Linked DNA regions of Mus musculus: regions 1, 2 and 3 are each linked to region 4. The links are chromatin loops, found by intact Hi-C in ENCODE. Cell type or tissue: gastrocnemius. All regions are shown on one strand. Region 1 overlaps Tbc1d12 (TBC1D12: TBC1 domain family, member 12). Region 2 holds the start of Noc3l (NOC3 like DNA replication regulator). Region 3 overlaps Plce1 (phospholipase C, epsilon 1). Region 4 has its middle 30 kb from the start of Gm46666.

Region 1 (8,000 bases), 490 kb before region 4:
TAAAATTACTTTTACTATTATTCCCATCAATTAGAAAAAAATATGCATAGAGTTTCACAAGTCTTAGACTTAGCTATATAAAGTTTTAAATTTCAAACTGAAATTAATAAAATTTGTTTCTATAGATAGAACATGGATTTTAACTAAAAAATTCAAGTCTTGTAAGTAGTGTGTTATCTCGAACTCTTAGAATTCATTGCTTTCTTATTCTTATTCTCAAAGTCAAGTCTTCAGTCCTCTAAAGTGCAAAAAGATCTTCCTTTCTACCAGTTACCTAGTTTTTTTAATGTTAAGTTACTACATAACAATTTGCAGACAAGAAACAATAAGGCGAAAATTCTTTTGTGATAGAAATTACTTAGAGAAAGATTTCTCTTCAAAAACCAAGGGGACACAACACTGTGGGAAACTCCATAAGCAAAACAGGCAATCATGTCCACCAGTGTTCCAGTTCTCGAGGATGCGGACCTCCCTGGCCTGCGAGCAAGGCAGGCAAGAGCTCCAGTGGCGGACGGAACTTACGACTCAGTTGCTTACTACTGGTCTAGAATATCTTCCCAAGCTCAGAACTGGAGATAATACATGTGTTCTATCATTTTTGGAGACTAAAGTAGGATTTAGCAATCCTATTCTGACTCCAGAAGTGCATTTGTAGTTAATTGTTAAAAAAGAAACGACATAAAAATTGAAGTTTCTGTGAAGCTATTTTTTTTAAAAAAAATTATTGCATTAAAGTATTCACTCCAAATTATGGAGTATGTAATAGCCAACTAAGCCTTTTCCTCTGAAAAATGGCTCTCCACAGGTACTTTTTTATTAATACTGTCAATAAATTACGCGTTTCATTTACTTCAGCCGTGGAATTTAAACCCAGAAGTTTTTCCAGGTCCCGATTCTTCTCTCCGACATTTCTTCACGGTATCTACATAGGAAAGAGAAAACTTTCCCCGAAAACTACCTTTTGCATTTCAGTTTGTCACTAACTCAAAGGTTAGCTCTTCAGAGCAGGGCTGGTGTTCTTGTCCCCTTCTTTAATGTCCTTTGCTACAGATGCAAAGACCTGCAAATAGCATGAAACAAAGAGATGTAAATAACCAGAGGCATAAACACAGAAAGCTTTTCTGAAATACCAGCATCCTCAAGTCCTCAGACCACCTTTTTTAAAGGTCTCTGGACAGGGTCTACATGGCCCACACTGGCACTGAACTTGTTGCTCAGCAGAGGAGACTGAACGGCTGAGTTTGCTGCCACCTCACTGCTGAGATTACAGGCACAGGCCCCCATCCCAGACTCCAGATCACCTGGTTTTTTATTTTGACTGAATGCTGCCATGCTCCCCACCGTCAACATCACGGACCAAAGTAAGCAAGGACACAATGAAGTGCTGTGGCCACGGTGTCTCTCACAGCACAGTGCACTGACTAAGACAAAGGTCATCCTTACAGCTACACAATAAGATCAAGTCAAGCCTCCGTTAAAGGAGACCCTGACTCAAAACAACAAGAGGCCAGGATCATACATTAGGTTCTTTCCGTTGTAAGTTTTTAGTACACAGCAGCTAGGGCTTTTTGGTGTTGGCCTCTTGTTTTTAACGTTTGTGTGCTTGCTTGCCTGGGTTTGTGTGTGTGTGTCAGCATGCCTGTGCATGGTGCATGTGTGAGGTCAGTGCTCTCCTTCCGTTGTGTGGCACCCAGAGAATAATCTCATCCTTGTTGTCACCCATGGCAACAGGCACCTTTGCCCTTGACCCACCTCGACATCTCACAGCAGGTGTTTACTATAACATGTGCCTGCTTGAAATCTCAAAGTCACCCATGTCTGCTCGGGTGAAGGCTGACTACTGTAGGTGTCAATTCACTACAATACTGCAGAACTTTGTAAAGTAAAGATATAAGTTTAGGTACATAGAAGAGAGAAATCCATTTTAAATTATCCCATTTCAAAACCAAATTTATTTTTAGTTTTACTAACATTTGTGATACAGATAACTGCTCTACAAAAGTCCACAGATAATTTTAACACAGATAATTAAGAGTTAAAAATAAATAAAGTCACTCTACCTGAGTCCATTTCTTGGTGCTATTCTGCATCTGAATGGCTGCGATGCAGCTGAAAAGCTTTTCTGATGTTATATCTTCTGGCAATTTGGTAAGAAATTGTGCTATATGAATAAAGTCCATCTGTAGGAGTATATCTTCATATAGCCGGAGGATCCCTAATCCAGTCCTAAATAAAAATTCCTCCCCATCTCTACAAAACACATCCCAGACTCGACAAGCCAGATCAAGTGGCAGTGATTTGCTGTACAATGTGAAGATCCTAGAGTTAAGGAAAAAACAGTTACTCAGCATGGACTCCTTTACTCATTAAGCATCAGGAGGGAAAAAGAAGTATACAGGGATAAGAGGACAAATACATTGAGACTTTTTTCCCAAAACTTGAATAGTGATAAATTAAGCAGTAAGTAATGACATTAAGTAAATTTAGAACCTTACATGGAGATAGTCTGGAATAAACTGGGGTGTGGGAATGAGGGGGTAAAATAGTGTAATGGTTAGAGCCATGGGGCTCCGAAACCAGAATGCTTGAGTCTGAATGTATAATTTTTTAATGTGAGACTGCGCACAATATTTACTCTTGCTGAAGGGAAGATAAAGGAAAAGGCCCAAATGACTAGGAAGATATCATATTTGATCAGGGTCATTATTTGCTTATTCATTTTTTCCATCAAAACATACAGCCAGTCTGAGTTCAGAGGGAGAGCACTGCCCATCATGCAAGATACCTGGGTATTACTCTCAGCATAAACTGGGTAAACTGCATATGGTAGCACATGCCTGAGACGCTAGTGCTTGGGAGACAGACTGTGAAGTTCAGAATTGTGTCGCTATCCTCAGCTACATACGAAGTTTAAGGCCAGGCTGAACTAGAAGCCCTAACTCAAAATTTATTAAAACTTTACAACTACTAAAAAAATTTTGTTTTTTAAATATCATGTGTCTGCCTGGATGTGCCTGTGCATGTAGTACCTGAGGAGACCAGAAGAGGGCATCCAATAATTCCCTGGGATTGGAGTTACAGTTGTGAGCGAGCCACTTTGAGGGTGCTGGAAGTTGAACCCAGCTTCAGCCAGTGCTGTTAACAACTGAGCTATCTCTCCAGCCCCAAATTCTCCACTTCTTATCAAAATTCACCAATGATACTAAAGTCAACTGGCTGTTGCTTACTACACAAATCCTCAGAATTAGAACAGAACATATAGGAAATAAGAAAATATATATTAGCATCTAAATAGGGAATCATTTCTAATTGAGAACTTTTGATAAAGCTTTGAAAAACATCTCTGATTAAAGAAATACTACCATATAATATAGCTTTGCTGTGTTACGAATAAATGGCAACTACTTTTTTCTAAGATATTAGTATATGCTAGGCATTAAATAAGTTAATCCATTACTACAATTCACTATATTTCAAGATATTTCTATACTCTTTACTTAAAAAAAAAGAATATGTATTTCTTTGTGTGCATGCTTGCATGGGTGTGTGCATGAGTGTGAGTGTGTACATGCTGGCATATATTTGCCATAGTGAATATGGATGTCAGAGAACAACTCCTGGGAGTTGGCTCTTGCTTTGCACCTTGTGGAAGCAGAGTCTCTCTTGCTTCTGATGCTTTATTACAGCAGCCTAGCTTCCCTCCTCGTGATTCTCCTGTCTCTGCCTCCCAGACGGCCACTGAAAGGCTGTGATATGTGCCTTGCAGCTGGATTTTTACACAGGTTTGGGGATCAAACTCAGGCTGTCAGGTTTGTGTGGCACGTGCGTTCCCATGCTGACCCTCTGCCCAGTTCCCTATCCTCGCTCATTTTAAAAAAGACGTGTGTGTGTCTGTGTGTGTGTGTCTGTGTGTGTGTGTGTGTGTCTGTGTGTGTGTGTGCGCGCGCGCGCGCGTGTGCGTGTGTGTGCGTGTATGTGTGTGTGTGTGTGATGTGACTACAGGGCAGAAGGTCTCTGATCCTCTGAAGCTGGAGTTACAGGCTATGGTGAAGCTGCTCAAGCCAGGTACTGGGAGGTGAACTCAGGTTCTCAGCAAGAGTAGCTTGCCCTTTTAATAGCTGAGCAATGTCTTCGGGTTCTTCCCTATTCCCTTTTATAATAAAAAAAAAAAAAAGAAAGAAAGAAAGAAACTAATTTCAAGCCAGTCTATGTTGTTTGTTTCGTTTTTCAAGGCAGGATTTCTCCTTCTGGCCATGGAACTCACTTTGCAGACCTGGCTGGCCTTGAACTTAGAGATCCTCCGGTGTCTGCCTCCTAAGCACTAGGAATGAAGGCGTGCACCACCAAGCCTGGCTTCAGTCTACGTTTTTAGATGCATCCTTGGACTTTTTCATTCGTAAGGAAAAGTGCCTTTTATATGTCAATCTCACCTAGCATATTTACTATATTTCCTAAAAAACAGAGAAAGTTATTCACTATTTCCTTTTTATTTTATTTAATGTTTCTTAGTGACTTACCAATCTATCAAATATATATCTGGTGTCAGATTATACGACTTGAAATGAAGAAATAGTTTGGATAGGTTTTCCTCAAAGAATACTTCAAATGTTGCAAAATACTTCAACATCTATACATAGAAAAAGATAAATAAAATTACAAAATAATCTATGGCAGAAAGAGAAAGTGTTAATATTAATAGAAAATTTTATTAACAACTCTTTTGAGTTGCTTCAAGTTTTCTAAAATTGTTATTCAATGAAAATTTTGTCTATTTGCTTAGATTACTTCAGTTTCTTCATGTTTTTTATTCTAAGCAGGCATTCAGAATACAGAAACTTATGAGGAAAACACAGTCTATCCCAAATGTTCATACCATGCTGTGATCCACTCGGAAAAAGGCCAGTTGGCACGGCTTGTTTAGGAGATTCGCGAACGCAATGAAGGCGTCTGCTTCCTCCAGATTGAGGATGAGAACGGCTGCGATGAAGGACATCCCCTGGACCTTCAAAGGGAAGGAAAAGTAAAAATGGTTAAAATCAGTCTACGTGCTAGCTACCCTCCTCAAAATTTACAAACTGATAGTAAGAAGAATTTACCAATTTTGTTTTTCTTCTCAGTAAAAGCAACTACTATGAACTTGTAATGGCTGTAAATTTCCCTAATTTTATATTTGTTCATTTGATAGGATTTAATAAATCAGAAAACAATTAAACCAGCTTTTATTTGGTCTAAGAGCCTATCTCAGTGTACCAAGTAGCTCTCATGTCGTAAGTGGTTGTTTTCACATTATAACATATGAAGAACGAAGAGGCAAGGAAGTCTCTAAGATAGAATACTAAAAGTCAAAAAAAAGAAGTTGTTGTGCTTAAAAGAGCCTGAATTTGTGGGGAATCACAAGAAAGACATGAGGGGGGAATCCAAAATGAAAAGAGGCTTGAGCAAAGCCTGAGTGGAAGGAACAGAAGAATCATGCAGCACCCAGCACACGGAGCAGCGTGACCGCCAGGCGTCCTAAGCAGGGGGCAAAAGACCCGGAGCTTCCTCCTCAGGTAAACCCATCAGCTCAAAGGTCAGGGCTGCAGAGACTGACCTGTGGCTGTAAAGAGCTGTCCTGATGAGCACAGATACAATGTTTATGTGTAAAAATCAGATGGAAACAAATACTTACATAACCAACATCAGGTCTGTAACATGTATATGCCCCTAAGATACTATGCAAAACATCGTGATATGGGCCACCCTTAGGGAAAAAAAAAAGAATAAAAATTGAAACTTTAAGTAAAGATCTTTAGGTTAATGCTCATAAAATATTAAAAACTATAAAACTGTAGCATTCTCTAAATGACCAGTTTTAGCACATTTAATCATTATAAAGATATTCTAAATGTATTCTATCAAGATGTTTTCAGAAGTAATAAAAGTTTGATCTTGAATAATAAGTCAAATATACTCACTTGAATACAACTTATATAATTTGCAAACTATTTTAAATACTTCTAGGGTATAATAAATATAAAAATTTTCCATTTAATCCTTTTGCTATGTACACATGAGTATTGAAACTGGGGCCTTGCACATGTCATTATACTAAGCCCATTTCACGTCATATAATTTCAGAAAAGTAAATTAAAATAACATAGGCCTGACATGACACACATGGCTTTAATCTCAGCAAAGCAGATGGATCACCAAGTTGGAGATCAACATGATCGACACAGTGATTCCCCAGATAGCTGAGGCTGTATACTAAGACCCTGTCTTTAATAAAAGTGCCAACTATTTAGCCTGAGTTATGTTAGATAATTTGAATATCAATAGTAATTTTAAAATGTATGTATATGGATGTTCTGCCTGAATATATATCTGTGTACAGCGTACGTGCGTGATGCTGATGGAGGCCAGAAGATGGTGGTGTTATATCCCCTGGAACTACAATTGATGGATGGTTGTGATCTGCCACAAGGGTGCCAGAAACTGAACCCAGGTACTCTAGAGAGCAACCAATTGCTCTTAAGAGCTGAGCCATCCCTCTAGCTCCAGTGGGTTTTTTCCCATGTATTTACCTATTGTGCGTGTATATAGGTACACACATGCCACAGTGTGCATGTGAACGTCAGAGGACAACGTTCAGGGACTGGGTCTCTCCTTCCACTACTTCTGTTTCTCAGCCTCAACCTCAAGTTGTCAGACTTTGGCAGCAAGCACCTTGACCTGCTGAACTATCTCACTGGTCCCAATAGCAAAACTTTCTATTAATCACGTGGCCTTTATTATAGATAAATTATTTATTAGCATCTTAGTATATAAAAATTAAAGATAGCCAGCTATTCCTGTAAAAAAATATATAAAAGTAAAGTATTTCTTGCTAATTCAGTGGTAATTCTAAACAATTTAGAACTAATGTATTCATATTTTAACAGTTTGTAAGGCAAATTCATTAATAATTCAAATACAGAAATTCACTATAATAAAAAAGTGCCTACTACATAACAAGTATATGTTATGACAATAAATTTTATTCCACAGAAAGCAAATTCCTTAATTTTTAGTTTTGCATTTTTATATAAAAGCTCAAATTATTTTTAATTTTTAATATTTTACTCCTTTTACTTTATGTATATGAGTGTTTTATCTACATGCATGTGCCTGGTGCCCATCGAGGTCAAAAGAGGGAGTCAGATGCCCTGGCACTGGAGTCAGGGACGGTTGTAATGCTCTTAATCACTGAGCCACTCTTCTAGCCCTAGAAGTTTCTTTTGTATTTTAAGGCAGAGTGTCACTATATAGCTGTGAGCGCTGGAACTCTATGTGGACGAGGCTGAGATTAAAGCCATGTACCACAATGCCTGGCCTCTTCTCAAATTTTTAAAATATTTTTTCTTTTAAAAAATAATCCCCGGGGGCTGGAGAGACGGCTCAGTGATTAAGAGCACAAGCTGCTCTTCCAGAGGTCCCGAGTTCAATTCTCAGCTCACAAGTGTCTATAACACCAGTACCAGGGGATCCAACATCCTCACACAGACATACATAAAGGCAAAACACCAATGCACATAAAATAAAAATAAATATTATAAAAATAGTAATACCTGGCTGGGTATGGTAACTCACTTCTTTAATCCCAGCACTTGGAAGGCAGAGGCAGATGGATCTCTGTGTTTCCTACAGCAGCCTGATCTATTAGGGAATTCCAAGCCAGCCAGGGTTAAATTGTGAGACTCTGTCCCAAAAAATTAAATATAAAATAAAATAAAAATAGTGCCTATAGATTTATAGAATTTGTACCACTGAGTGTTGAAAGAATAAACAGTAGTTAAAAACTGATTAGAAAACCTCACCTTCTGAAAGATGTAGAGAGATGGAAATGTACGGGATATGTCCAACTTAATTAATTCCAGACTAGCCTCTCGGTCAGCAACAGATAGACCTGCATTACCAAACAGATAAAATTTAAACAGGCTGAGGACACTGCCTGTTAAAGTAAGTAGAAAAGCTGAATAATC
Region 2 (8,000 bases), 390 kb before region 4:
GCTGGGCAAGCTACAAACTTTTGAGCACACAGATGGCCCAGGTTAATCTTGGTAGATCACAAAAGGAACAGACATGAATGTGAGAGACAGATCTGTGGGGAAAGTGAAGGGTTCAGGGATGGTGGGAAGGTCAGTATGCAAGGCAGATATATGAGAAATCATAAAAATGGTTTTAGTTATAGCATGAAATGTCCTCCCTCTCGCAGAGAGGACACAGCAGTTTACCGTCATCTGTAGTTTTTCCTCCCACTTCAGAGATGATATTCATATAATTTTTATGACAGCACATTGTTATACTTGTTCTAATATGTTATTAGTTATTCTGTTATTTTCCTTGTGTGCACAGCTAATAATCCTTATGTCTTCATAGGGAAAACCTACTTAGGGCTCAATAATATCTTTGATTTCTGGTTTTGAAATACATCCTCTGCAGATAAGGGGAGAATAACACTAGATGTTAACAATTCTAAATGGACGTACCTAAGAATGTAACCTTTCTTAGAAATAGGGCTTTGGCAGAGATAACCTATTTAATTTCAGGTCATTAGGTTGTGCCCTTAATCCAATTAAGTGTTATAAGGGAAGACAGCCATCTGAAGGCACAGAGACAAAGGGAAAATGTTAAATAAAGATGGAGGCAGAGCCTGGAGTATCCACAAGCCAAAAGCTGTCAAGGGTTGCTAACTGTTACAGAATGTCCGAAGTGTCAGAAATGAGAGAACAGAGGTCCTTAAGAAGGAACCGACTATGTCAATGCCTTGATTTTAGACTTGTAACCTAAGTAATGCTGGAAAGAATACAGCATTTGAGTGTAAATAATTTTTTTGAAGGTAAGTCCAGGAGCCACTAATTATTACAGGATATAAAAGTGAGACCAGAAAGAGAAGGACCCTGATAGTGTGATTGTGAGTGGGCTGCTTGTAGATTGAGCTCAATCGTTTCATGAACCTTCGTGCGATGAAGTATTGTCCTATCTCCAAGGGCATTGGCAGAAATATTAGCGTTATTAGTCTTCCTTGGCTGCTCTAACAAATTACCTCAAACTTGGTGACTTAAAGCAATAGAAAGTAATTCTCTCATAGTTTCAGAGACCAGAACTTTGTAACCAGCATCACTGAGGGGAGTTTTGGTTTCTGATTTCTGACCCCCTTGGTGGATGCTGGAATCTCTACCTTATTTTTACTAAGGTTCATGATTTGTACAAAATGATCAGCTTCATTCCGACATTTCACACATGGATACAGCACACTTTACACTACTTGCTCCTTTAGCCTTTCCATCCCTCCCAACTCATCTTAATTCTACTTTAATGCCTTAAAACTCAAGATTCTAAATATGTGAAAAAAAATGATATTTTTCTGAGCACACCCAATTTTAATATGATGATCTCCAGTTCCAACCATTTTACTGCAAATAATATAATTTCATTCCTTCAATTTTAAAAAATATTTCTTTTTATTTTATGTGTATGTGTCTTAGATCCCCTAAAACACGAGTTAGAGACAGACGGGAGCTCCCATGTAGGTGCTGAAAATTGAGCCCAGGTTCTCTGGAAGAACAGTCTGGGCTCTTATCTATTGAGCCATCTCTTCAGGCCCATAATTTCATTCCTCATACCTGAACATTGTTCCATATACATTTTGTTTTTTCCTTTTCTCTTTCTCTTTCTTTCTTCCTTCCTTCCTTTCTTCCTTCCTTTCTTTCTTTCTTTCTTTCTTTCTTTCTTTCTTTCTTTCTTTCTGTGGTGTGTGTGTATGTGTGTGTATGTATGTATGTATGTGTGATATTGAGTATTAAGCCTAGGGCCTTACATCTTACATGTGCTAGGAAAGGACTGTTCCACTAAGTTATATATCCAATACTCTTTTTACTTTAAGATTTTTTTTGAGACATGAGACTGGAGGATGGCTTTAGGGGTAAGAGTGCTTGTTGTTCTTCCATAGGGGCAGAATTCATTTCTCAGTACTCATGTCTGGTGACTCAAAATCAGCTGTAACTCCATCTCCAGGGAAATCTGACTCCTTCTTCTGGACCCCAGGGGCACCAACAGACATCAGGCATATACACATATGTACATACATTTAATAAACAAACCTTAAACAGAAATTTTGGAGAAGTTTCATAAAGTTATCAAGGCTGTCCTTGAACTTGTGACAATCTTGCCTGATCTTCTTGAGTAGGTGGGATAATAGATCTGTGCCACTAGTCTCAGTTACATCTTCTTTATCCATTCATTCAATGATCAGCTGGGCTGATTTCATAATTTGGCTATAATGAATAGTGCTGCAAAGAATACCTCCTACATTGAAGAAGCTTGAGAGAGAATAGAAGATCCTGAGGAAGAAATGGCTGGGAGAGCCAAGGGCATCCACATTCTAATGCAGAGAGGGGGTGTGGGGGGAGGGGAGAAAGAGAAGACAGAAGAAAAAGCAGCATCAAATGTAGCCAAGTAACACAGAGAGGCTAAAGATGGGAAACACTGGATACACTTAGGAGAAAACTACAATTTGGTTATCTTCCTATGACCAGCTTCAATGGACGATCACAGGAAGATTCAGATGGGTGAACCTATCTCCCCAAAGGACTCACTGGAATCTCTCAGTACAACTCTTTCAGTACTGTTTGGCATAGCCCATTGATCCCTGCTAACCTGTATTCAGAAAAGTTTAGAGTAAGCCAAGAAGACAAGCAAGCATAAATTAGGCTTAAGAGCTGGTTAGCTAAATTGATGATAAACTGCAGTGCACAGGATCAAGAAGCCAATTGCACTAAGTCAGCAGGGATCATGAAAGCTTCCACTTTCAAACTTGCTTTCAAACAAAAAGCTGTTGGATTTCAAGACAGGAGACTGTGTGTGGCAACAAGCTGTTTTAACATGACCCAAAGATTTGACTTGATTATAAATTTAAGTATAAAATGGGCAAAGAATAAGATGAAGTTCCTTTTTATTAAAAACAACAAAAACCTAGCATAGGGGGCTGGAGAAATAGCTCAGTGGTCTAGAGCAGAGACATAGGGTTCAATTCCCAGAAGCCATTTGGTTGCTCACGACCATCCCTAACTCCAGTTCTAAGGGATTTGACACCCTCTCCTGACCTGTACCAGGCGAACGTGGTGCACATGCATACAAGTAGGCAAACACTCATACATAAAAGGCTAGCGCAGGGTTGGTTATGACAGAGGAGAGGAAGTGGAAACACAATGATGATTTTTCCTTGGAAAGAGAAAGTCACAACAAGAATTAAAAGGAGAAAACATCACTAGAAAAAAATAGTGAAAAGCTCTACGGGGATAGGCTAACTGGGAAGGAAATGTTAGGGAAAGGCAGAGGGCAAGATGATTGACCAAAGAGCAAGAAACATGGGGTTAGTTTTGAATAGAAATGGGGATACCTCATCCTTGGAACAACCAGATGCAAGCTGAAGAAGTGGGAGTAACTGTTGATATGTTTGGGAAGGAATTCAGCCACAGGCTTGGTAAGAAAGAGCACAGGCTGATGTTTCCAATTAGTGTGATGAAGTAATCTAACAGTGAGACAGGCTCTGCTGTTTCCAAGACAGGGTGTGGAAGGAGAGAGAACAGGGAGAAAGTTAGAAGGGAGGTGGAAAGACGATGCCAGATAGAAGGCATTTTTCTCTGAGGTGAAAAGCAGAAAGGACTAGTCTTTGTAAGATTACCACTGTTCATGATCTCAGTGGCCCCTGGGTTTCTTCTGGCTTATCTCACCAGCTCAGAACTGTGAGGCCAACAATGTCAGGGCTGTGCTCAAGAACGATATACTTAACCCTGGGCATGGTGACTCTATAATTAGTACTTGGGAAACTGAGACAGGAGCATATTGAGTTGAGGGTCAGTCAAATAACAACGGCGTCTCTTTTTCTTTTTCTTTCTTCCTTTCTTTCTTTCTTTCTTTCTTTTTTTTTTTAAAAAACCTTTAATAGCCTCAAGTTCATCTTTGTGATTAACTTTTTATTTTTATTGTTTTTTATAATTTATTATTTTGTTTGTATATATGTGTGGGTGAGTGCCTGCCTGAGGAGGTCAGAAGAGGTCCTCAGAGATGGATGTGCTGGGAATAGAATCCGGGACTTTCTGGAGGAGCAGCAAGCACTCTTAAACACTGAACCACTTCTCCTGCCCAGTGTTTTATTCTGTTTTTTAATTTAGGAAAAGGTCTTTGGGAGACAAGTACTTAAAATACACATTCTTGCGATGCTTAAATCTTCCTGGAAGAGTTAACGATTCAGTCAGATAGTATCTTTACCAAAAAGGTAACAGAATCCTAATTCTGCAAGTCTCACCAATATAGTACTTTATCATATAATGGTTAAACCCAAAGAAAAAACGATTCCACAGTAAAACCATAGACTTTTTCTCTAGACAGGGACTACACTGGGTAGACTAGGCTCTGTAGACCGGGCCTCGAACTCACAGTGATCCACCTGCCTCTACCTCCCAGTGCTGGGATTAAAGACGTGCTCCACCACGCCTAAACTTAAGTGTGGACTTTCGGTTGGTGGAAGGTGGTGAGAGATCTTTCATCATTCGGTTCAAAGCCCCAGTGCCTGTGGAGGGATGGCTTCCAATAAAGAAGCTGCGGTTGCCCTCTAGAAGATCCAGAAGACGAAGTACCCGCAACAGGCGGAGCCACAAGACGCCGGCGATCAAAACCGCCAAGCCCTCGTCTTTTGTCTTCTCCAGGACTGAAAAGGAATCCGGGCGGGAACCTGCTTGAGTCCTTCAGCTGGGACGCCCACTCGCCCACTCTTCAGCCTCAGCGATTCTCACAAGGGTCAGTCCGTGAGAGACTGAGCCCGGGACCAGAGCCACCAGGGGGCGCACGCACCGCCGCCCGAAGAGGAAGTCCCGCCTCCCGTTTCCGGCGGCAGAAAGGGGGAGAGGCTGAAAGCGTCTTCCGGTTTGGGAAAGGTTGCGCTCAGTGCACGTGTGTCTTTTCCACCCGGCTCCTGCGTGTTCCTCTGTCCGAGTGATCTTGTCTGTGGTACTCCTCGCAGGCCTAAGGATGAAGGCGGTAAGTGCTGTCCGAACCCCGGCCCCCGGGAGTTGTGGCTGCTTGGGTTGACAGGGTCTCCCTCTGCCTGGCTTATCTTTCCCTTAGGTTTTGAGTCTGGTATAGGGGGCGGTGGCCTAACTTGGTGCTCCCTAGCCGATCTATGCTCCATCCACTTTGGGTCATTACTGGGGCTTTTGCTTCCTCGCCCACTACGCCCAAGCACGACCTCAGGCTGCAGATGCGAGGCCAGCACCGGGCCCTGCCACCGAATGGTGTCAGACTGAAGGGTTTTCCAAACTGTCTCTCGAATCTTATACACACGAGAAGCAAGTCTAAAGTTCCTTGAACCTGTTTTGTGAGACACTGAACCCGAAGAGAGCCTGTTTCCTCCTTAAAGTGTAAGGTGATAGGAAGGCTGGTGATTTTTCCCAGATGGAGAGGGAATTTAGAAGTAGCCTTGGGATTTGGATTACAAAGCACTTACCAGCGAGAGCGCTGGAATAACTTCTGTAACCTTCGCTTCTTTATGAATGACGTGAGGATTATTATTATTTAGGGTGTTGGGAAGTGTGAGTGCTTTGTAAATAATAAACCGACAAATGAATGTCAGTTGCTAAAGGCATCCATTATTTTGCTCTGAATGTGTTGCCGTACCAGTGTTAGACTAGCCTTGAATGACCGTTTGCCACAGAGAAGAGATTCATAATGTTTTGCTTTCAGATTGCACACGTGAGAGACTAGATTCAGATCACAGGGAAATCCCGTGTGGAGCAACTGATGCTCTAGTGCCATTCTGTAGGATTGCTTACTGCCGTGCATTGGTTTTTAGTTCTTACACAGGACCCGTGGTTGTGAGACAGTTTTGAAATTTGCTTTATTTAATCTATAAAGAGTTTTCCTTCACCTGATTTTAAAAATAATCAGAATTTCTTAGTTGTAGTGTCTCTTCTGTTGTTGTTTTCTAGAGAAGAAATAAAAAGCAGGTCCCAAGCTTTCGCAAGTTGATAAAAACTAGTAAAGTGAAACTTGAAAACAAATTGAAAAATAAGCAATTTAAACAACAAAGTACCATCAAGAAGTACCGAAAAGAGCAGAGGAAACTAAGGCAAGCTGTAAAAGATGCTGTGTCTAAAAAACCCATTCCGCTGGAGGACCCAAAGAGCAAACGGCCAGGTAACGAAAGTGTTCACTTACGCTGGAATGTTCTCCATGGAAGTGACTTGTTTTCTAGTGTCCACTTGTCCTGTGTTCAGATCCTTGTAGGTCTAGGTAAGGTCTTTTATGCTTTACCACAGTAAGTATGAGAAAACAATGCAAGACCATATGCCCTGTGAGAAAACTAGCTTCTCCTTTTCGTTGGCATAGACAGCAGATCTGAAAATGTACTTGGGGGATGCTCAGAGCAGCTGTGTAAATTTCGGGACACGCATCAGGGCTGCCGGCTTCCCATCCACTGAGAGTTAGCCGTGGTTAGCCTGCTTGGTTTTGCTCCATTCTTCACCATGCTGCCAGTAGGTATTTCCTTTTCTAAACTTGTGGTTTTCTTTCTCCTTGTACACTTGGGGTGAAGTTCAGCTGTAATAGTCTCGGTTGTTTTGTAGAACCATCTAAGGACCCCAGCTCCTCAAAACAGAAAAATATGATCATTTTAAAGTCAGGACAGTTCTCTAGCTGATGTAACTGTTCATTGTTCTATAGCCATCTCTCCTTCTCTTAACCTCCATGCAGTCTGACCCAAATGCAGCATTATCGTGATGGGTAGTGATCATTTGATTGGGAATCAGGAATAAAAAAATCTTCTCTTGGTTTTTGTTGCTAGCTATGTAGTCTTGGTTGGTCACTCAATCTCCAATCAAGGAACAATGAGTTAGCTGGTTAGATACTTTCAGAGATCTCTTCTAAGTTTTACAATCTGAAAGGTGTAATATGCTAATAGCTCCTTAATAAAAGAAAAGCAAAAGATTTCTTTATTTTTGCAACTTAGAATCTAAGTGAAGTTGCCAGAGAGGGAGGAATATAAGAAAAAGGCAGGTGCAAACGCTGTTGAATTTGATATGAAAATATTGAAGGACTTTTTTCTACTAAAGTGGGAGGCCAGGTCCTTGGATGACGGAGAAACGAGGCAGGTGAGGGAGTTAGAAGTGTGACGACAGAGAAAAAGGGGATTCAGTGGAAGAGGAAAAGCTGATCAACAAACACACCAAGTTTCTGGTTTGAGGAGTGGATTATTAGTTTAGATTAGGGGTTTTCTTCTATGCAGTGTTTATCAGTCTTAGTGCTACGAGGAAGGTGAGCTTTGTTAGGGAAGACAGTAAGAGTGTTTTGTTCACAGTTGACTCTTCTGCACTCAAAAGGGGTTGGGACACTTAGTTGTTACTGTTTTTTAATATATAATTATGTGTATTTATGTAAAAATAAAGAGTCGAGTTAAGAGGAACAGGAACAATGAGCGGATAGAGTTCGAATGACTCGAGTGAGGCTGGGGTTTTGATAGACATGAGTAACTTAAATGTAGAAGGAAAAGTTGCTGAGTGTGTTAGCAGGAGGGTGGGTGAGGTGTTACCATGCAGTCTGAGTGTGTTAGCAGGAGGGTGGGTGAGGTGTCACCATGCAGTCTGAGTGTGTTAGCAGGAGGCTGGGTGAGGTGTTACCATGCAGTCTGAGTGTGTTAGCAGGAGGGTGGGTGAGGTGTTACCATGCAGTGTAAGTGTGTTAGCAGGAGGCTGGGTGAGGTGTCACCCATGCAGTGTAAGTGTGTTAGCAGGAGGCTGGGTGAGGTGTTACCATGCAGTGTAAGTGTGCTAGCAGGAGGCTGGGCGAGGTGTTACCATACAGTGTAAGTGTGTTAGCAGGAGGCTGGGTGAGGTGTTACTGTGCAGTCTCAGTGTGTTAGCAGGAGGCTGGGTGAGGTGTTACCATGCAGTGTAAGTGTGTTAGCAGGAGGCTGGGTGAGGTGTTACCGTGCAGTCTAAGCAAGGGAGTAAAA
Region 3 (8,000 bases), 280 kb before region 4:
GTTGCCTGGAAGTCAGTCTTTCACTAGCAGCCTTTGGATAAAGATGTAGAACTCTCAGCTCTGCCTGTACCATGCCTGGCTAGATGTTGCTATGCTCCCACCTTGATGATAATGGACTGAACCTCTCTGAATGTGTAAGCCAGCTCCAATTAAATGTTGTTTCTTATAAGACTTGCCTTGGTCATGGTGTCTGTTCACAGCAATAAAACCCTAATTAAGACATGGCTATTCTGAAGTCTGTTTGTGCTTCTCAGAGATGAGGTAAGCTATGTAGAGGGTACAGGGAGGCAGTCTTTCTTGGCATCAGTATTTATTTTCAAATACAAAGGTAACTAATGCCAGATGGTAATAATTCCATTAAAAAGCATTCATCCAAGGGCTAATTTCCAAAATAAAATTGACAATTGTTTGTAATGAAATAAATTCATTTTAAGCAGGAAGCTACTAGCATCTTTTGTCTCTGATAAGACAGAGTGGATTTTATGGAGTTCTGAGCCTGTGTCCCCTGGGAGACAATTTTTTGTGGGTTTATGAAAATGGATAAGATGGAAAATTAAGATTTATGTATGAACCAAGCAATGTTAACCAGATCAAAGATGTGGTCAGCCAGCAGAGAAACCACCTCATCATTTTTAGGCATCAAAACGGAAAGAAGGTTTTAACCCTGCCTTTGAAGAGCTTCTATGGTATTCGGTATTAGAAACCAGAAACTGATATCTGATCGATTTTCTAGGGATACCTGATGAAAACCCTGTGTGTCAACATGCTTATATATTTTCTTTGTAACTGTTTATTACTTTATAGAAATTTACAATGACTATTTGAACGGGAATCACCAACTGATAAAGACTAAATGTTATTTTTTAAAACAGAAGAATAGGGCTGGTAAGATAGCTCAGCAGGTAAGAGCACTGACTGCTCTTCCAAAGGTCCTGAGTTCAAATCCCAGCAACCACATGGTGGCTCACAACCATCTGTAACAAAAATCTGATGCCCTCTTCTGGTGTGTCTGAAGACAGCTACAGTGTACTTACATATAATAATAATAATAATAATAATAATAATAATAATAATAATAATAATACCAGAAGAATATCAACTTTCCATGATTTGTTACAGCTACTCCAAGTGATTAAAAAAAAAAAAACCCAGTGTTTTAAAGTTTTACCTTTGTGCAAAACTTGTGCTTTTAATTAACTTATCCTTTTTCTCAGTTATAGCTAGTTATTTAGTTATTTAGTCAGTTATTTTCTAACAGAGACCAGTGTTGGCTTGTTTCATGTCAACTTGACACAAGTTGGAGTGATTTGGGAAGAGGAAATCTCAATTGAGAAAATATCCCCAACCTGTGGTGCCTTTTTTTATTTTTTTTTGATTGATGATTGATGTGGGAGGGTCCAACTCAGTGTGGGCAGTGCCATCCATGGAAAGATGGCCCTGGGTGTGTCTGAAAGCAGACTGAGCAAGCTATGAAGAACAAGCCAGTAAGCAGGCTTCCTCCATGGCCTCTGCATCAATTTCTTCCTTGAGTGCATGCCTTGAAGCCTCTAGATAACAGACTACAAGCTGTCAGCTAAAATGAATCCTTTCTTCCCCAAGTTGTTTTTGGTTATGGTATTTTATTACAGCAATACCCTAACTAAGACAAGAACTGTTCCAAATCCAAGGAAGTAGTATGAAGAAAAGCCAAGGATTGCTGCTTTCCAGCAATGTTCTTAGGATATAGATGATGTCTTTAGTACTGCTGGGCAGAAGTTCCACTCAGTTTCATGCTCTAGCTGTGCTCTTTATCACTTAAGCCAGTGTCTTCAGCTTTCTAGGTGCTTCCTCATCTGTACAGAGGACCTATAAGCACACCATAAACCGTCAATGGCATTCGAGTAGTCTCTTCATTCTATTCATTTTCTGCTGAGATCTTGGATGTGTGTGTAGGAGTAGGGGGTGGAGATTGGGTGTGGAGGCCAGAGGTTGGTAATGTCTTCTTCAATTGATCTCTACCTTAGTTTTTGAGACATGGTCTCCCACTGTACCTGGAGTTCACTATTCACCTAAAGTGGATAGTCTGCAAGTCCCAGGAATCCTGCTTCAAACTCTTCAGTGCCAGGGTTAAGGGCACATTATGTTGTTGTTGTTTAAACATGGATGCTGGAGATCTGAACTCAGATCCTCATGCTAGCATAGCAAACATACTTAGTCATCTCCTCAGTGTCAGGCCATGAGATAGATATAGAGATTGGTGTTTTGCTTGCATGTCTGTCTGCTGTTTATATGTGTGAGAGAGAGGGAGTCAGATCCCCTGGAACTGGAGTTATAGACAGTTGTGATCTGCTGTGTGGGTGCTGGGAATTGAACTCGGGGCCTTTGGAAGAGCTGCCAATGCTCTTAACTACCGAACCATCTCTCCAGCGCTGTGGATATAAGCTTTTTTTTTTTGGTTTCCGAGACAGGGTTTCTTGACAGTGCCCTGGCTGTCCTGGAACTCACTCTGTAGACCAGGCTGGCCTCAAACTCAGAAATCTGCCTGCCTCTGCCTCCCGAGTGCTGGGATTAAAGGTGTGCGCCACCACCGTCCAGCTAGATATAAGCTTTTGATGATTGCTTTTTCTGGGGTTTCTATGACTACTCCCATTGAGTTTTCTGGCAGGAGCAGCTAAAGGCTTTGAGAGGAATTCTAACACACTGCATGTTGGGTAAACTGAAGGATCATTAGATTGCTTGGTTCCTTCCTTCCTTCCTTCCTTCCTTCCTTCCTTCCTTCCTTCCTTCCTTCCTTCCTTCCTTCCTTCCTTCCTTCCTCCCTCCTTCGTACCCTCCTCCCTCTCTTCCTCTTTCCTTTTTTTCTTCATTTCTTATCTTTTTTTCACTGAGTTGGGCATTGACTTATGAACAAGGGCTGGAGGCTATTGTTTTTAAATTCAATAGAGCCCAGTTCCATTGTCTTTTAGGACCTGAAAAACACTGTGAGCTAAGACACTCTGAACGGGGCATTTTCACAAGATGCTCTGGACAGAGGCAAATAAGGAAACAGTGGTTATTGGGATGGCTGCCGGAAAACCTATGAAATCCTGCCTCCCTGCCATGCATCCAGGGCTTCCTTTTAGAGTAGCAGTCACTTAAGAGCCAGGAAATTACTTCCACTCCTTAGGACAAAGGTCTGAAAGTGAGGATTTCAATATGTCTTTCCAGCTTTGTGAAATAAATATTTGCATCTTTGCGGTTTTCTTCCCCCATTCTCAGGATGCTTACAACAGGATCTGGAAAGTGGACGGTGGAAGAGAATGTTCTTAGGATATAGGTGATTAAGTGATGAGGGCAAAAGGAAAGGAATAAATAGAAAAATGGAAATAAATTTCTCATAAGAGGTAACTTCCGTGTCAGATGCAGACTAGAAGCTACCTCCCTGAGACACAGACACACAGACACAGACACACAGACACACAGAAACACACACAGACACACACAGAGACACACACACAGACACACACAGACACACACAGAGACACACACAGACACAGACAGACACACACAGACACACACACAGAGACACAGACACACACACAGACACAGACAGACACACACACACACACAGACACACAGACACAGACACAGACACACACACACACAGAGACAGAGAGAGAATTACTAAAGAGAGGTAGAGCTTTGGAAATCCATAAAAGGGGCAACAGGAGAGCTGAAAGGTGCAGAGAAGCAGAAGGCCACCACACTAAGCACAGCACTGGTGGCCTGGATCCCTGGCACAGGAAAGCAGAAACAGAAATGTCATCTGGAAGGTATACAGTCAGATGGCTCTGGAGGGAAGATACTGGCAGTCCCAACCACAGACAAATCCACACTTCTCCTGAGTCTCAAATCCAGTTGTAGGTCTTGCTGAGATGGTGACTTCTTTTGTGGGAAGAGCCAGCAGTGGAAAAGAATTCAGCCAGCTCTGAAGGGTTCTCCCATCCCAAGGGAGTCAAGTCTGTCATTGAAAACTGGGCTACCCTGGCAGCTAAAGAAAAGGGAAGACTCACAAGACGAGGAATCAGAGTCAACTGGCCCTAGCCCCAAGCTTAAGAGACAAATTTGGGGGGTAGTTGTAGAGAACATGAAGGCTGGATGCTGGCATGTGACAGAAGGCCAGGAAGAGAAGTGCATAGGAAAAAGGTGGTTCTGCCCTCAATGGCTGGAAGCAGAGCTCATCAACTGAGGGCCAGTCTGGCCCTTAACAGCCTTGAGCCAAAGGTCAGCAAATTGAGCAACCTCTGGAGCTACCACGCTGGCATGGAGTTGCAGTAGAACCCTTGATAGCCAAAGCTGAATCCCCCCAGCAGGGTAATTAAAGCTGAGTGGATTTTGAAAGCACAAAGACAGATCCACCTGTATAAATCTTAGTAGAATGACTGCTTCTTCTACTCCCAATGAACTTGGGAGAAACCTCTGAGCTACATTAGCCATCCTATAGAATGTGAATGGGGACTCTTGGGAGGATTGGAGAAAAGTGCTTAGACCGTAGACTACAAAGCCAAGTGTAGCCAGCAGAGGGCCCTGGTGTGCAAAGAAGAGAAGATCAGATGCTTGCCCCAAACAGGACCAGTGGCTGCCATAAACCATAAAAAAGTAAAATATCCAGGGGTCTGACCCACCGTCTCCCTGTTGCATATACCCTGAAGTCTGACTTACCTTCTCCCTGATCTATATAACCAGCAATCTCCCAGAATTCACTCTAATCCTTCACCTTTTTTCCCCCTCCTGTGTGTTTTTCTTTTTTCTTTTTCTATTTTTAAATGCTTTCTTTAATTCTGTAAGGCTGTGACAGGATGCACTCTGATCATGTTCATTCCCCTCTCCCAAGTCCTCCCAGATTCTCCTGCTCCTCCCCTACCAACACAAATTTTTGTCACTCCCTGACACAGTTAACTGCTACTGGTATAGTGTCTGCCCTGGAGTGTGCTCAGTGTACCAAAGTCACTCCATTGAAGAAAACTGACCTTTTATTTGCCAGCAGTAATTAAACGTCAACATCTCCTCTGGGCCCTAGTGGAGAACCAATAGTATTATTCTGCTAATGATGTATTGCCATACCCATAGATGAGTGTATCCATCGACCCTCATCCTTCAACCCTCATCAGAGAAACTTCTTGCAGTAGACTCCAACTGACACAGAGACTCACAACTAGCCAATGAGAGAGAATACTAAGCCCTCAATGGGATGTCGATCCTTCATTTCTTCCCTCATAGCTCGGGGATCTTTGCCGAAGAAGAAAAGATTCTAGGAGCCAGAGGTGGTGAGTGACTTCAAGGAAACAATGTTTTCTGGACACACATGAACTCCCAGCAATTGTGACATCATGCTCAAGACCAGCTCAAGGACAAGCCAGACAAGATCCCAGCATGGAGGAGAGGAACTGGGCACCAAATCCCCCTTTAAATGCTTTTATTACTATTTCACTTTATTGTGTTTTAAAAGGCTTTGTGTATCTTTATGTATTCTTTTTGTTTTGTTTTGTTTTGATTTGATTTTCGAGACAGGGTTTCTCTGTATAGCCCTAGCTGTCTTGGAACTCACTTTGTAGACCAGGCTGGCCTCGAACTCAGAAATCCGCCTGCCTCTGCCTCCTGAGTGCTGGGACTAAAGGAGTGCGCCACCACGCCCTGCTATGTATTCATTTTTTTATTCCCCTTTATACATCTACCTAACTTTGTCACCCATGTTTTTTCTGGACAGTTTCTTTTTCTGGTCTCCCTTTTAGCTTTTCTTTCTACTGCACTCTTAGTAGTGTTTTGGACCCACTGGCTTAAAAAAAACCTATCAGAATTTAATTTTTCCTATTTATTTTTTCTCACTTATCTACTTATCTCCTTTTGATCACGGGTCTGCTCACGATCATAGAGCATTTCTTTATTTTATTTTTCTAATTTCGTGCTTTTCCCTCTTGCCCTTCATTACACTTTTGACTCCCACACTTTCTTTGGTTTATTTAATCTTGTTTCTCCCCCACTTGCCCCTCTGGCTCCTCCATTCCTCCACTGGATTTATTTACAACTTTGACCCTAAATAAACTGTAACTCAATGGCAAAACTGATAGTGGTTTCCCAATTTTCTGATTTATATGCAAGAACGGCAATCCCATTGGGCTTTCCTTGTTTCCTTTACTTGGATGGTGTGGTTTTGTGGTGACACTGGAGGTGCCGGTTCTCAAAAGTGAGATCCCTAGTCAGAAGGTGCTCACACAAAGTCAGAAGTGACACTTAAGCCACCAGAAGTATGGGCTACAGCAGAATAACACAGCCAACACTCAGCTCCTTCAACCACTGAACTAGGTAAAATGCTGAACTAACATTTCAAAGTTTACTGGTAAAAATGATCAATATTCCCAAAGGGAATATTACAAGAGGGTGGACTCTGCAAAGTAGCAGAATACAACACTAGTATACCAAAGTCAGTGAGTAGCTTTCCTTTATGTCAGTAGTAAAATTATGAAGAAAGAAATCAGGAAAAAAGCATCTCATTTAGAGCTGCTTAAAAACACCTATGACATGGGGTATGATGGTTCACTCCCTTAATCCTAGCACTTCAGAGGCAGTCAGGGGAATCTCGGTGAATTCAAGGCCAATCTGGTCTACACAGTGAATTTTAGGACACCAAGAGCTACATGGTGAGGCCGTGTTTCAAAACAAACAAAAGACATGCCCCTCCCCCCCCAAACCAAACCAAACCTCCAAAACACATAAGAAAAGAATCCTAACCAAGGAAAGACTTCTGCAACAGATATATTAAAGCCCCAAGGAAAATGAAAAAAAGATGTCAAAAGATGGGGGTGGGGCTAGAGTGGGTAATGGAATATAAGTGTCTTGAACCCAGAGGAGGGGCTGTTTGAGCATAGTCAGTTATAAAGGAGCGAGATGGAGGAGAAAACTGAAGGAGCCAATTAGAACAGGATATAATAAAAAGTATGATGGTATATATTTATGAAATGTTGCATTGAAACCTATTTTTCTATATGCTAACCAAGCAATAACTTTCAAAAATTATTCTGCCGCAGACAAAGATCCACAGTTGCTTTATCAAACAAAACAGAACAAAACACAAACACACAAAGGAATACTCTTGGATCTACAAATTACAGTTTCTAGTGGAAGACGAACAAACTATTTTAAAGCTATTTTACAGACATCCTTGCCTGGAGTCAGGAGTGTGGTGAAACAGCTCCAAGGGCAGGAGCACAGGAGACCTAACCGTGCCCTCACCTGGCAAGGAGTACTGTTAACAAGAGAGAGGTGCCTGCCGCCTCCTTGACCCTCACAGTGCAGGAGAGCTGGGCTGAGGTAATGAGAATGGGAGGGCTGGACTCAATCCCCTAGTTGCAGCACTCAGGAGAGTGGGCCTTGCACCTCCCTGGGCAGCACAACACAGGCAAAGGTGCAGGTGAGTAGGCTTGAGGACAGGGCGCCAGGAGAGTAGCCCCTACCCCGTGCTGGCTGCAGCCTTTGGGTGACGTAGCCCGGGCAGTGCTGGAGAGCTCACCCGGGGGGTGGGGCTCCAGCAAAGGTGGCAGGTTGACTAATTCAACTATGTCCCAGGCCTAGACCCTGAGTTGACCCATCCTAATGTCTATCCCATCTATGATCTTCTGGGGCATGTGAAAGGGCCAGTCTTGCAGGTCCAAAGTTGCAGGATCTCCATGACACAGGGCAACAACAGGATACCTGATAGGAGTCCCAATGAGGAACCAGTACAGATAGTGTAGGGAATCCAGTGCAGAGAGTGTAACAGACGTCAGAGGCCTTGAAACAGACCAGTAACTCACTGCAATGAGCATTTGCAAGTAAAGATGTGTGGACAAAAGGGTAGACTGTGTGGCATACTGTGATACATTGCAGCCTCTAGGACAAGGTTGTTGGTTGTCACTGTCGTCGTTGTCTTCTTCGTCTCCTTCTCCCTCTCCTTCCCTTCCTCCTTTTTCTCATCTTTTTTTTTTTTTTTTTTTTTTTTTGGGTAC
Region 4 (8,000 bases):
GAACTTTTTAAAATATTTTTTATTTTTTGAAATTAAAATATAATTACATAATTTCCCCCTTCCCTTTCCTCCATTCAACTTTTTCCATGCACACACTTGCGATTTCTCTAATTCTCTGTTTCTTTGTTGCTACACACACACACACACACATTTGTACACATGCATGCATGTGTATTCCTAAATACATAAACACACTGTGCCCAGTCAATATGAAGTTTCTTGTTGTATATGAATCAGGACTGATCACTTGGCATTGGGTAGCCAATCTGGGTCTCTTCCCTGGGGAAGAACTACTGCTGCTGCTCTCAGCATTCCTTGGTTGCCTGTAGTTCTTCACCTAGGACTGAGGTCCCATGAGATTTCCCCCTTCCATGTTAGCATGTCTACTGGAGCCATCCTTGCTCAGCTTGTGTTGAGGCAGCCGTGTTGGTGAGACTTTATGGGTGTCGTTTGGATATTTCTAAGAGACACAACCTCACCTCTTCTGAAATGATTTCTAAGGCTCGGTTACAGAAGTGTGTTGTATATGTATCTGCTGCGTCTGGATTCTTTCAGCCAGTAAGAGAAAATTCATGCATACGTTTTTTTTTGACACCGTGCCTCTAGGAGGGACTCCTCTAAGTCCAACCCCCCCAGTTCACATTTGCATATTCCCTTTCCTGTAGCAAACATTCCAGTTTCAAAAAAATGTAGATAAAAGTGAAACAATTCGCTGCTTCCTCCTATAGTGTTCACAAAATACTTCCAGGAAGTCTGAAGCCATTGCACTGCTGGTAACAAACCCACTAAGTAAAGATCCAAACATTTAACTGGGGCTGGTTTACAGTGTCAGAGGTTCAGCCTGTTCTCATCATGGTGAGAAGCATGGCAGCATGCAGGCATACATGGAGCTGGGGAAGCAGCTGAGAGTTCTACATCTTCATCTGCAGGCAGCAGAAGATGATTGTATCTCGCTCACACCGGGCATATATCACCTGAGGTTATGAGACCTCAAAGCCCAGCCCCACAGTGACACACTTCTTCCAACAAGACCACACCTACTCCAACAAGACCACACCTACTCCAACAAGACCACACCTACTCCAACAAGACCACACCTCCTAATGGTGCCAAGCATTCAAACACACGAGTCTATGGGGCCCATTCCTATACAAAGCACCACAGGGTCCCCAAAGGCATTTTCATGAAGAAGACTGCTCCCCAGAACCCCGTTGCCACCCCCAGCATGGGCAGCACCTCCTGATGAGGCATTCAGATATAAAAGAAACCTGAGGAGAGCTAAGCTTCCCTTCCCCCCCTGCTCCTGACTATCGAACCTTGTTCCTGCTGCAGTTTCTCAAGCTTTGCAACCTGAACTAAAGAGCAAAGGTTTTGCAGAAACCCAGCAGGCCTACAGAGCCAGCCTGAGACCACAGAGGCATCCAGCTTTGTGAACTGAGCAGATAGAGGACTCTATGCCTCTCTAGCTTGCAGAAGGCTCTTATTGGCCAACCACCACGTCAGTCATTCTAACGAAACCCTTTCATAGCATATATACGTTCTCTTGGCTCTGTTCTTGTGAGCCCTACTCAACGTTGTGACTTTCCCATTGGCAGAATATAGAAGGACTCCCATTTCTCTACGTCTTCACCAAGGATTGCTCACATGTGCCATTTTGACTATAGCTGTCCTAATACTGCATAAGATTCCTTGGTGCGGACATCCTATTAACACACAGAGTTGCTCTTGCACTCTGTGGCCCACTAGGGAGCTCCCTGACCAATGGGATAGACAGCCCACTAAGGAAGTACTGAGAGCACACTTCCAATGCAGCTCTTTTCAATGAGGATGGGCCCCTACAGTAGGGAAGAAGCTGGGTGGGGGCGGGGCCGCTCTAACTGGGAGGTGAAAGGCTGTAATCAGGGCTGAGTCTGGGCTTTGTAACATGCTTCAGCGAATAAGAAGATGCACTGTTCCTCCCCAGCATCCTATAAAAGCTGGTTATGGAAGTGAAATGTTGACATCTTCTCTGTTCAGCTCTTCCTTCCTTCCTTCCTTCCTTCCTTCCTTCCTTCCTTCCTTCCTTCCTTCCTTTCTTCCTTTCTTTCTTTCTTTCTTTCTTTCTTTCTTTCTTTCTTCTTTTTTTTCCTAACAGTACTGGAGGTCAGCAAAGGACTGGCAGGGACTCCACATTCTCTGCGGTCGCGTTGGCCTGTCAATAAATGAGAACATAATGAAACAAAACATCTAATACCATAACACATCCAACTTATAATGAAATACCTCTCTGCCGGTGCCAAGTTGTTCTCTTTGTGGGCACATAATGATGATCTAGATTTATTTTCGGGCATCTGATCATAATGAAATAAACCTGGACCGCTTTCATTTCCTTACTCAGCTTCCAAATTCCTCTTAGGTAACTCACTAGTTGACTGGTATGTCTACTGGGAGAAGCAGACCAAACACTCAGAAACCGGAAACCGGAAGTCTAAATGGAGGAAGGAACCAGCACAAGAAACATTGAGGGGACAGGAAATTTAATTCTTAATTTGTCTACACTGTTTTGGTTTTTTTTTTTCCCTCTCTCTTTCTAGCATGTACACATGTCGCTTTAATGGAAAAAAGAAAGTCATTTCACTCCCAACTCTTAGTTTGAAAATGACGTTCTTCCGTCAGATCAGCTTAACAACTGAGATACTGTGGGGGCTGCCTGCAAGGACATTGGCAGCCAGAGATAGCTGAGTAACCTCTTGTTTTCCACAGACTTGACTCCAAGAATTTGTCTGCATCGATGTCAGGAAAGAAGAAAAGAGTGTGGCCCAGAGCGTCACCCTTCTTGAGCAGGATACAGGATGAACTCTGTGGCTTAGTTCATGGTAGATGCCACTGGGACAATGAACGACATCCCAAGAGCGGGCCCGATTCCCGATTCCCCTGGCTGTAAAGACACGGAGTGGGGTTTATTGAGTCATATGGCAGCTCTAGTCATTATTTTCTGCATAGCCACCAGATCCTTTTCCATGGTAGCTGCAGCGATTTACACACCTACCCACAGTGAGCCAGGCTTTCTTTTTCTCCATACTCATTATTGTTGAGTTCCTTTCTAGTATCAAATCTTTTTGTTGTTGTTGTTTTGTTTTGTTTTTTGAGACAGGGTTTCTCTGTATAGCCCTAGCTGTCCTGGAACTCACTTTGTAGACCAGGCTGGCCTCGAACTCAGAAATCCGCCTGCCCCTGCCTCCGGAGTGCTGGGATTAAAGGCGTGCGCCACCACTTTTTTGAAATCAAATCTTTTTTGAAACAGGGTCTGCTGTGCAGCCCAAGCTGGACTCAAATTTATCATCCTTCTACCTTGACCTCTCTATAGTGATGAGATTACAGATGTAATCAATGGATGATCATTTCAATCAAGATTAAAAAGACGACTGGAATTGGGCGGCATTTCGTGAATGATGTGGAAACCGAATGCAATGGAAGTTATTTCAAATTTAAAATTAAAAAGAAAAAATAGCCCCAGGCTATGCACATCTAGGCAATCTAGCTCTCAACCACAAGGGGGAGCCATTGGATCTTTTTAAATGAGCTGATAACACTCACCCCTCAGGGCAGTGGGGACTATGAAAAGGTAGAGTTGTGAAAATGGAGGGGTAGTGGGGATCACCTTCAGTTACTTTAAATCTGAATGGCTGCTGGAGGAAAGTGCGACCAAAGAATTCTTGTTCAAATCAATTCTAAATCCAGGCCATTTCTACATTGGGCCTTGGCCTCTCTCTTTGCCCTGGCAGTGCAAAAGGGGGAAGCTTGTAGTCAGCTTTCTTAGTTCACTTTTTTAAAGCTCAGGCGAAATCAGCCACCTTAGTTAGAGAAAAATCCTTCCTGCCGCTGCTTCTCCTCCTCTTTCTCTTCCTCCTTTCTTCCTTCCTCTTCTTTTTTCTCTATAACTTTTGAACACATTCCCTGAAGATGCTCAGTAAGGGCTAAGTAGTGGGAGTTCAATCCCAGGCCCTGACTCCTGAGGCAGGTTCTTTTGCTCCACTGACTTTCTCCTGCACATACTCACAACCAGGCAGGTTGTAGCCAGGTGACGGGGTGTCTTATCAGGTGCAGTGCCTGTGTGCAGGGCATCTTTAATTATGACCGACATCTGTACCGCATGGAAGTGTGAAGGGGCAGCAGCCACACTCTCCCCAGGAGTCGGGTTTACAGGTGTAGCTAAAACTAGCTGTGAACACTAAAAAAAATCCATCTACTTAACAGGAAGAAAGGCTGTTCCTACATGCCTCTCATGAGGCCACAACAGTGAAGTCATTTGCCCTCTGTCTTAGAGTTTTGTTGCTGTGAAGAGACACTAGGGCCAAGGCAACTCTTATAAAGGACAACATTTAATTGGGGCTGGCTTACAGGTTCAGAGGTTCAGTCCATTATCATCAAGACAGGAAGCATGGCAATGTCCAGGTAGACACGATGCTAGAGAAGGAGCTGAGAGTTCTACATCTTGGTCCAAAAGCAGACAGGAGAAAACTTTTTTCCAGGCAGCTAGGAGGAAGAAAGCTCAAAGTGCCCCTCACCCACCCTACTCCCACCCTCACCCTCGGCACAGTGACACAATTCTTCCAACAAGGCCACACCTACTCCAACACCTACTCATACCTACTAATAGTGCCCTATCCTTGGGCCAAGCATATTCAAACCACCACATTCCACTCCCTGACCCCATAGGCTTGTTCAAACACATGAGTCTATGGTGGCCATACCTAGCCATAGCATAATCCAAAATACATTTAGTCCAACTTCAAAAGTTCATATAGTCTATAATAGTCTCACCAATGTTAAAAGTCCAAAGTTCAAAGTCTCTTCTGAGATTGATGCAACCTCTTAACTGTAATGCCCTATAAAACCAAAATGCAGATCATATACCTCCAACATCATAGGATATACGTTCCAGTATTCCAAAATGTCATACTGAGGAAATACTGGACAAAGCAAGACAGAAAACCAGCTGTGCAAACTCCAAACGCTGCATCTCCATGTCTGATGCAAAGCGCTCTTCATATCTCCAGCTCCCTTCATCTTTGTAGACTGCAACACACTTCTTTCTCTTGGGCTGCCTTGGCAGGTATTCCCATGCTTGGTGATCATCCCATGGTACTGGCATCTCCAAGACACTGGGGTCTTCCACTGCAACTAGGCTTCACCAATAGCTTCTCATAGGCTCTCTTCATGGTGCCAAGGCGCAGCTTCTTTGCATGACCCCTTCAGTCCTGGGCTGTCAACTGCAACTGAAGCTCTGTCTTCACCAATGCCTTTCCCTGGCCTCTCACAATGCCAAACCTCAGCTGTTCTCCATGCCCTCCTTCGCACCTTCAAAACCAGTACCACCTGGGTGACTCTTACACATTACCACGTCCAACTGCTGCATGAGCTACAACCTTGGCTATCTCTGGAACACAGCTTCTTTTGCTCTCAGAAAACACTTCCCAGAACACTTCCCCTCGTTGCTCCTTTGTGGCTCAGTGGATGTGAGCATGGCCTCTGACCAGCTCACACCCCCTTTACTTTGCCCTCAGAGCCCAGCTGCTGAGTGTGCAAATTGTCAAGGGCTCACGGGTTCTCCAAGCCCACTTCCTGAGTTGCTCTCAGAATGGAACTCCTACAGGGCATCGAGCCTGGGCTCTCCTGGCATCAGCCTGTACTAGACTCATAGAAACCCCATGCTAGCTCACCGCTGCCCTATCCAGTTTCCCTGTTGAATATACTCTAGTAAGACCTGGGCCCTCCCTCAGCCTGCCTCAGATTCTGCTAATCAAGCAGTAATTGTCCATGGCAACATTTTAGAGTTCAACTCTCTTGCCTACACAGAGACACCACAAGGATGGGATTGCCAACTGCACTCTGAACAGCCAGGCTCCAGATATCACTGAGTCATTTAACAGGGAGGGGTGTGTATGTATAGGTGTATGCTTGCGTATGTGAGTTTGTGTGTGTGTATGTGCGTATGTGTGTGTGATACACATTGAATTTTCTTTGTTTGGGGAGTGAGGATTGGTTTATTTTGAGACAGCATTTCTCTGCATAACTCTGGCTGTCTTGGAATTCTGCAGAGCTCAGACTCACAGAGATTCTCCTGCCTCTGTCTTCTGAGTGCCGAGATTAAAGGCATGCGGCACCACTGGCCAGCACACATTGCACATCCTACCCTCTTGTTCCATCCATTTACATCATAGCAGTCTTCTCTTACTTTAATCTATAAATTCAGTTGTAAAAAAAGGTGTAAGACTTTAATCACAAAGGTAGCTCACTTAGTCTAATGTACTCAGATAAGGCAGAAGTTATACCATTGCTGTAAATTATTTAAAAAAATTATATCTTAACTTTTATCTGTTTCTGATTTTTTTAAAGGAGAAACTGAGTTCCTGGGTCACAGGAAATACTATACATTTATCTTCATAAAGATGTTGAATATATACATATCCATATATACATATACACATATGTATCCATACATACACATAGATAGATAGATAGATAGATAGATAGATAGATAGATAGATAGATAGATAGATAGATCAAGTGTCTCCTGGTGATTTGAACCCTCCTGCCAATATTATATTGGCACTGCCACATCTTGACTCTGAGTTCAAGTAAAAGTCATGGCTCCAGCCTTTCATCTTTAAGGTAGAGCTCAGGTGTTTTAACACAGTCGTTTCCTGTTAGGGAAAGCTGTCTGTTTACTTGGGGTTTTCATAATGAATTTACATGGGTTTTGATGGCAGGTCTGGAAAAACACTGCACTGATTGTGGCCTTAGCTGTTGATTTAGAGACACTTATCCTTCCTTCCAAGCAGTGCCTTCTGTCGGCCCCTGGATAAAGTGTGTGAGGAAGATTCAAGTCTGAGGAAATCCCACTAGTACTAACAGACAGCCACACTTCACTTGCTCCCCAAGGAGCAAGGCAGCAGCCCAAACAGGCTTTCTAAATACAAAGCCCAATGGGACAATTTCACGAAGTGTATCAAGTGGTGGTTAGGTTTAGGGTTAAGGTTAGGGGTTAGGGGTTAGAGGTTAGAGGTTAGGGCTAGGGGTTAGGGGTTAGGGGTTAGGGGTTAAGGTTAGGGTTAGGGCAGAAACTAAAGCACCCTGGTAGATCCAGGAAACATCTATACATTTAGGGAAGAAACTGAGCAGACAAGGAACATTGTGGGCGTACATAACACATGGGCCTTGGAGATGCTAACAAACACAGGCAGTCCCTCCTGTTTGTCTTGAGATCTCAACCCATGGGTTGTTTCCTTGTTTGGGAAGGAGAGTGACTACAGAAGAAATCAAGGTGTGTAACTTGCTAACACTCCAAGCCAAGCCTGCACTTGGCCTCCTCTTTAGAATGTGTGAACAACCTTCTACTTTGGGATTTTAAAGGTGGATCCGGTGCTGATAATGTTTCAAGAAACAAGAGTAAATTTTGTGCTGAGTCTTCATGCTTGAGTGCCAGCTAGGGGTGAGCTTTACCTTGGAAAATCTGAGAAAATAAGATCCATTAGTTCTGAAGTCTCTTCTTCCTCCAGACATATCTCCGAACCTAGAACGTTCCTCACAGCACCAAATCAAGTTTCCCCAAACATAATCTCTCTCTCTCTCTCTCTCTCTCTCTCTCTCTCTCTCTCTGTGTGTGTGTGTGTGTGTGTGTGTGTGTGTGTGTGTGTGTGTGTGTGTTTATGTAGGTATATGCCACTTCTGTCTCCTTTCTGTCCAGAAGCAGTCTTTTGTCCCCCGGGATCCCCTCCCCCCTCTCCCTTGTTCCTTGTTCCCTTCCTCTTCTTCATTCTCTATCTCCTATCTTTGTCTCTTATTCCCTGCCCTCTGTCCCTCTGGGGCAAATAAATCTCCTTTGTGCTGAGAACTTGGTCTTGGGGTCCTGAGCTGATATCTTCCTGACAGGTCATCTAAAAATCTCCCCAGTGTAGCCGGGCGTGGTGGCGCATGCCTTTAATCCCAGCACTGGGGAGGCAGAGGCAGGCGGATTT

What was found. A loop is a pair of places that touch in the nucleus more often than their neighbours do. Peaks named below come from ENCODE experiments on the same cell type or tissue, not always from the same donor. Only the 100,000 strongest peaks of a DNase experiment are listed, where the experiment ranks them.
Region 1: a loop joins it to region 4, with 4 times the contacts of the local background. A loop is called at or near these places in 15 of 42 quality-filtered maps.
Region 2: a loop joins it to region 4, with 4 times the contacts of the local background. A loop is called at or near these places in 5 of 42 quality-filtered maps.
Region 3: a loop joins it to region 4, with 2.4 times the contacts of the local background. A loop is called at or near these places in 7 of 42 quality-filtered maps.

Annotation. Positions count from the first base shown.
Region 1 is chr19:38,910,931-38,918,930 of GRCm38, reverse strand. Tbc1d12 (TBC1D12: TBC1 domain family, member 12) reads right to left here. Exons shown (of 13, transcript NM_145952.4): 8 at 7,836-7,924; 9 at 5,669-5,740; 10 at 4,874-5,002; 11 at 4,518-4,627; 12 at 2,061-2,319; 13 at 1-1,060. The coding sequence ends at 992. Among named protein-coding and RNA genes, the nearest start is that of Hells, 16 kb to the left of the region's middle. In gastrocnemius, a CTCF peak has its summit at 3,036 (motif pointing right); DNase peaks (open chromatin) are centred at 3,049 and 4,903.
Region 2 is chr19:38,816,125-38,824,124 of GRCm38, reverse strand. It overlaps Noc3l (NOC3 like DNA replication regulator), which reads left to right and starts at 4,888. Exons shown (of 21, transcript NM_021315.2): 1 at 4,888-5,032; 2 at 5,980-6,187. The coding sequence starts at 5,024. In gastrocnemius, a CTCF peak has its summit at 4,835 (motif pointing right); a DNase peak (open chromatin) is centred at 4,839; H3K4me3 peaks cover 1,797 bases; H3K27ac peaks cover 1,931 bases.
Region 3 is chr19:38,706,112-38,714,111 of GRCm38, reverse strand. All of the region lies in intron 6 of Plce1 (phospholipase C, epsilon 1), which reads right to left. Among named protein-coding and RNA genes, the nearest start is that of Noc3l, 110 kb to the left of the region's middle. In gastrocnemius, a CTCF peak has its summit at 4,533 (motif pointing right); a DNase peak (open chromatin) is centred at 4,535.
Region 4 is chr19:38,425,025-38,433,024 of GRCm38, reverse strand. No RefSeq gene overlaps it. Among named protein-coding and RNA genes, the nearest start is that of Gm46666, 30 kb to the left of the region's middle. In gastrocnemius, a CTCF peak has its summit at 3,522 (motif pointing right); a DNase peak (open chromatin) is centred at 3,541; H3K27ac peaks cover 312 bases.